2 separate regions of the Homo sapiens genome follow, and region 1 is linked to region 2. A link is a loop called in an ENCODE intact Hi-C map of the cell type or tissue named here. Cell type or tissue: Caco-2. All regions are shown on one strand. Links, peaks and the distances in the headings refer to the core of each region. The heading gives the core; the rest is flanking DNA.

Region 1 (2,911 bases), core at 290-2,789, 86 kb after region 2:
GATGGCTGCAGGGAAGTGACTGTTCCCCAAAAGCAAGAAACTCCTGTTGCCTCACTTGTATAAGCCAAGGGAACCCCTCGCTTTCTGTCTCTGGAGTCACTGAATATTTTTGTTTATGTCACTTTATAGCAGTACTGATGCTTAGGTTGATCTAAGTTCGTTTTTAAAACACAAAACACGTCTTTAAGTGGAATGCACAGTTAGTATGCTCCTGCGAAGCGGCAGCCCCGCTGCCCTCCCTGGCTCTGCGGCCACCTGCTGAGGATGGTTCTTCTAGGATGAGTCAGGAGAGTGGAGCAAGGCTCAGCCTGCAGGTCCTTGCTGAGCTCAGGGAAGCAGCCCCGTGAGGATCGGGCTGCGTGGTCTGCAGGGGAACCTGCCTGGGACCCTGTGAGATTTACCTGTTTCAGGTGCCAGTGATCTGCTGGGATTCTGGAGAGGTCCCTCAGGGGAGCCTGGCACTTCCTACCCCCTTGAGTTTGCAAAGTCACAACTGAGGGCCTGGGTTGGGACGGTGTCATGAGCTCTCCATAAGCTTTGCTTATGGTACAGGAGCAGACTGTCTGGCGCTTCTGGAGACCTTTAACGTGCTCCTGTAGACAGTCGGGTAAACTCATTCTGGTAGCACAGCGTGGCCTCCCCCTCCACCTGACATCTGAGGAAGTGGCAGGCTCTGCATCTCGGTGGCCTCGCCCCAGGGTGCAGGGAGCAACTTTGAGGAAATTAGTGCTGAGCCTCCAGTAGGAAGGAGGACTGTGCTGGGGAGGCAGGTGAGCCCCTTGTGGTGCCGCCCGCAGGTCACACTGGCCTGGGGCCCCTGCAGAGGAAACAGGATCCACCAGCCAGGCCCGCTGACCATTTGGAAGTGGAGCGTGCACACAGGCGGCTGTGCGGTCATCGTCTGGCAAACAAATGATGGGACCGGACCAGGAGCAGACTGGCTCCCTGTGGTGGGGACTCTTGGCAGGCGGATCGGCTTCTTAGGAATTAATTCTCAGGAAGCCAGAAAAGGGGGACCCTGTGGCACCCTCTGCTTTTGCTTTGGTTTAACATGTTTCCTAGGAGGAATAATTAATCTTCTTTCTCTGAGGCAGGCTGTGTGTGTGTGTGCATGGGTTGTATGTGTACAGTGTGTGCGTGGTATGTGCATTTATGTGTTGTACATGTGTGTATGTGTCATGTGCATTGTGCATTTGTGTATACATGTGTGTGGTGTGTGCCTTGTGTTTGTTTTTCATGTGTATGTGTGCAGTGTGTGCATTTATGTGTTGTATACACACATGTGTGGGTTGTGTATGTGTTGTGTGTCTGCACGCACAGATGTTGTGTACATGTGTAGATAGCATCTCAGCCTCCTTGGGAGGAAGCCTTGAGTCTTTTTGGCTCTGCTGAGTCATAGCTGGTGGGCTTGCTCTGCAGTGCTGACTCACCACACAGAAAAACAAGACCAAAAAGTCCCCTCAGTCTATTAAAAAAAAAAAAGGATGTAAGATAAATATTTGGCTATTCAAGATAAGGCCACTGACTCATTCAGGGAGGTTAGGATGACTGCGTGTCCTCCCAGGAATGCAGACTTGGAGATAATTGGTTTGCAGACACTGTATCTGGAAGCAGAAGGTCAGCAGAAAGCCTTTCAGATAGAAGGTATATGTACCCCTGTGAGTTTTCCTGCCTCGTCGCTCTCTTTTTATGGCCATTAGGTTTCTGTTCCCACTGCTCTGGAAGCGTCACTCAGGGTCACCCTCTGGCTGCTCAGTCTGGGGTCTAGGCACTGGCCTGGCCTCATCACAGCACTGGCACGGGCCTCCGACTTTTCTTCCCGTGGCCCCACTGCTCTTCCCGGTCTCCCTCCCACCTCTTGTCTGTTCCTTCTTGAATCCCTCCTTCTTCCCACGACCCAAGCTCTCTCCGACGCCAGCAGGTGCCCGCATGCATAGTCATAGCGTCAGGGCCTCTGGGGAAGAGAAAACAGCTTCGTTTTTTGAGTGGCTACTCTGTGCTGGGACTATGCCCCCCTCATTTACCCCTCACAGCTCATCCCTTCTCCGTGCACAAGGTGACATGAACTTCATGTAGAGAGAGGGAAACTGAGGCTGAAGATGGCTAAGTAATGTGCCCAGGGCCACCCTGCTGGGCAAATGGGGGTTTGCAAAGTGGCAGTCGGACCCAGCTTGTGCTAATACCAGAGCCCACTTTCTCTCCTGCTTCCACTCTCTGTCCTGCCTCCCCACCCCAAGAGCCCTCTGTCAAAATGACATCTGTGAGGTGAGACATCACTTCTTCCACTGGTATTAAAAGTTGTTCGCCCAGAATGGAAATGTATCACTTGCATTTGATGGTCAAGTTATGCCTACTGCCTTGGGAACAAAGAAGACAGTCTTGATGATAGGACGGGGTGCAGATGTCACCTACTTCCCCTGTGGAGGACGGGGTGGAGAACTTTGGAGCTCCTTTCTTCTTGCTCCAGTGTGGGCAGGGAGGGGCATACAGAGCACTGACAGCCCTCAGTGTTTTCAGAAGCTGGTTCTGGGCAAGTCTCAGCTTGGGAGGAGCCTGATGTGATGCTGGAAGTGGCATTGTTAGCACTTGGGGCAGTCAGAGTGAAGGGAGACATTCCTCAGCCTAAATAGATCGTGGGCATTGGTTTTTGTTGTTGTTTGGTGTTTTTTGGATTTCACTCTGTTGCCCCAGCTGGAGTGTCGTGGTGCAATCATAGCTCACTGCAGCCTCATCCTCCTGGGCTCAGGTGATCTTCTTGCCTCAGCCTCCCGAATAGCTGGGACTACAGGCATACGCCACCATACCCGGCTAACTTTTTAAAAATTGTTTTGGTAGAGATGGGGGTCTCACTTTATTACCCAGGCTGGTCTCGAACTTTTGGGCTCAAGCCCGCCTCCCACCTTGGCCTCCC
Region 2 (2,911 bases), core at 319-2,818:
TGACTCTCAGGAGCAAAGCTGGTTTGGTTTCTTTTGGTGGGGGTGGTGAGAGTTTTGTTTGTTTGTTTGTTTTGGGGTTTTTTTTTAGAGAAAGGGTTTTGCTCTGTCACCCAGGCTGGAGTGCAGTGACAATCACAGCTCACTGCAGCCCTGACCTCCCTCAACTGATTGTCCCACCTCAGCCTCCCCAAGTAGGTGGGGCTACAGGCACCCACCGCCAAGCCTGGCTAATTTTTTCAATTTTTTTGTAGACATGGGGTCTCAGCACGTTGGCCAGGCTGGTCTTGAACTCCTGGCCTCAAGTAGTCCTCCTGCCTCGACCTCCCAAAGTGCTAGGATTACAGGTGTGAGCCACCATGCCCGGCTCAAAGCCAGGATTAACATGGAGCACCGGCAGGTGTCATCTCTCCTGACATCCTGGGCTCCTTCCGTTCTCTGAACCCAGCCTGCTGTGTCCCACCTGGTGGCCTGTCTGCTTGCTGTCCCTTCAGCTAACTGTGGTCCTTCTCAGGCTAAGACATGGCATCTCCTTGAGGCCCAGACCAATCAGTGCAGTCATCACTAGCCCTTATTAGATGGAGTGGATTGAATTTCACCTGACGTTGCTCCCCTCTCTGTCTAAGGAAGGGTCTGGTGAGTGGGATCACGTCAGCAGAGCTCATTTCCTGCATGTGATTCTACTACTACCTTCTACTACTACCCTCCCTTTACCGCTGCACTCAGTCATTATTTCTATCTGATAGCTTAAAAAAAACAAAATAGAAAACCACTACTCATACCTGACCCCCCAAAATATACTGGTAGCTGCTCAGAGGACAGAATTAATTTTAAAAATAATCTAAATTAGGCAAACAGAGCGTGAGAAGCCGATAATCACGCAACTCCCTCCAGAAAAGGAAGTGGAGCAGGCGGGCGCCCAGCTGCAAGCCCTCAGAAGGCTCAGCCTCCAGCGCCAGGACCTGATTTTATTACTAACAAGGTGCGGTCCTCATTCTTTGGGTCTGCCACATGCCTCACGGTAATTTTCCAGGCAAACTATATCACATGATACTGGCTTTACTGTCCAAGCAATAAGCGCAGAGTCTCTGGCAGTTTGGACTTCTCTGAGATTGCACTGCTGAGCACGTAGCTGCGGCGGTCACAGGAACTCACATGCCAAAGAACTGGGAAGAATGTTTTAAAAACCTGGAAAGAACCGGTTTCCTTTTCTGCAGCCTAACAAATACCTCCTTGAGGGAAGTAGGAAGCTTTCAGAACTCCCTCACTATCCAGAGGCTTATCATTGTGTGAAGGATCAGAGTTTGTCAAGGCAAAGAGAATCAAAACTATTTACTCAGGCTTGGAATTGATCAGGTGCTCGGGAGGCTCGGAGCAGGGGAGCGGCGGCTCCTGGACTTTAACCCCCGTGTTTGTGGAAGCAGTGACTATGATGATGATAGGAGAGCTGGCGCCCTCACGCGCTTGTCACCTGCTGCGGGCATCAGTGAGCGCTTGCTGCCGCCTCTGAGATAAGGAGGGCTCTGTAGAAACTCACCTGGGCCACCTCCACTCGGAAGCCCTCCTTTCTTTCCTGCTAGACAAGAAGCGCCTGGAGCAGCCGAGGGAACACACCTGGTGGCAACGCCTGGTTCCCACTTTCGAACCTCAGGATTGAGAGAGGGATGAACGCGGGAAGTCTGAGGACACACTCTGTCCTGCCCTTAACTGTGACTGTCCGAGCCACCTAGGGGGACACGTGGGAGGCAGTCCCAGGGAGGCTGTACTAGAGAGGTGCTGCCCCCAACAGAAGCCGGGAGTCCCTGCCTGGGCCCAAGCTCCTGCCATTCTCTAAGTGATGCAGAGAGGGCCCCACCGCCGGGAGGGGCTTTCTGGCACAGCTGTTCTCGCCCCTGCACTCTGAAGAAGAGTAGATACCTAGATACAGTAAGTAAAGGAAAAGAACTGAGCATTTCTCTCCCTTTTTAGGAGGACCATCAATTTATCTTGGTCAAAGAAGGGAATTTCCTCATCTACCAATTTTCTGCTCATAGATGTATAGAAACGGTAGAATTTTTTAAAGACGGCCAGGCGTGATGGCTCACGCCTGTATTCCCAGCACTCTGGGAGGCCAAAGCGGGCAGATCACCTGAGGTCAGGAGTTCAAGACCAGCCTGGCCAACATGGCAAAACCCCACCTCTACTAAAAATACAAAAATTAGCCAGATGCGGTGGTGGGCACCTGCAATCCCAGCTACTTGGGAGGCTGAGGCAGGGGGAATTGGTTGAACCCAGGAGGCGGAGGTTGCAGTGAACCAAGATTGCGCCACTGCACTCCAGTCTGGGGAACAGAGCAAGACTCTGTCTCGAAAATGAAAAAGAATTTTTAAAAGACCATTTACAACCACCAGTGGAATCGTTATTTCTGCAGGAGTCATTAATTGATGCTTAAACAATTAGGCAAAAGTTCATTTCAAGGTGCCATCGTATGAGCCCACAGATTACTTGTGAATTACAAAGGGAAAAAATGTACTTTTACATTGCAGAGTTCCTGCCCTGCCACACATGCATGTGGAGGATAGTAGTGCAGTTGTACAACAGTGCCTTTGTACTGCTCTAATTTTTTTTTTTTTTCTGAGGCTGAGTCTCCCTCTGTCATCCAGGCTGGAACGTAATGGTGTGATCTTGACTCACTGCAACCTCCGCCTCCCGGGTTCAAGCAATTCTCCTGCCTCAGCCTCCCAAGCAGCTAGGATTACAGGGGCCCGCCACCATGCCTGGCTAATTTTTGTGTTCTTAGTAGAGACAGGGTGTCATCATGTTGGCCAGGCTGGTCTCAAACTTCTGACCTCAGGTGATCTGCTCACCTTGGCCTCCCAAAGTGCTAAGACTACAGGCATGAGCCACCACACCCGGCCTGTACCACTCTAATTTA

What was found. Peaks named below come from ENCODE experiments on the same cell type or tissue, not always from the same donor. Only the 100,000 strongest peaks of a DNase experiment are listed, where the experiment ranks them.
Region 1: it touches region 2 in a loop (9-fold over the local background); 2 of 110 quality-filtered maps call a loop at or near these places.

What each region holds. Positions count from the first base shown.
Region 1 is chr6:158,039,064-158,041,974 of GRCh38, forward strand. The region is part of intron 4 of SYNJ2 (synaptojanin 2); the gene reads left to right. Among named protein-coding and RNA genes, the nearest start is that of SYNJ2-IT1, 39 kb to the left of the region's middle. RefSeq lists an enhancer at 1,872-2,407. In Caco-2, for the core only: no CTCF peak of the experiment used is centred there; DNase peaks (open chromatin) are centred at 874 and 1,518.
Region 2 is chr6:157,953,294-157,956,204 of GRCh38, forward strand. No RefSeq gene overlaps it. Among named protein-coding and RNA genes, the nearest start is that of SYNJ2, 27 kb to the right of the region's middle. In Caco-2, for the core only: a CTCF peak has its summit at 1,463; DNase peaks (open chromatin) are centred at 498, 1,048 and 1,438; H3K4me3 peaks cover 1,371 bases.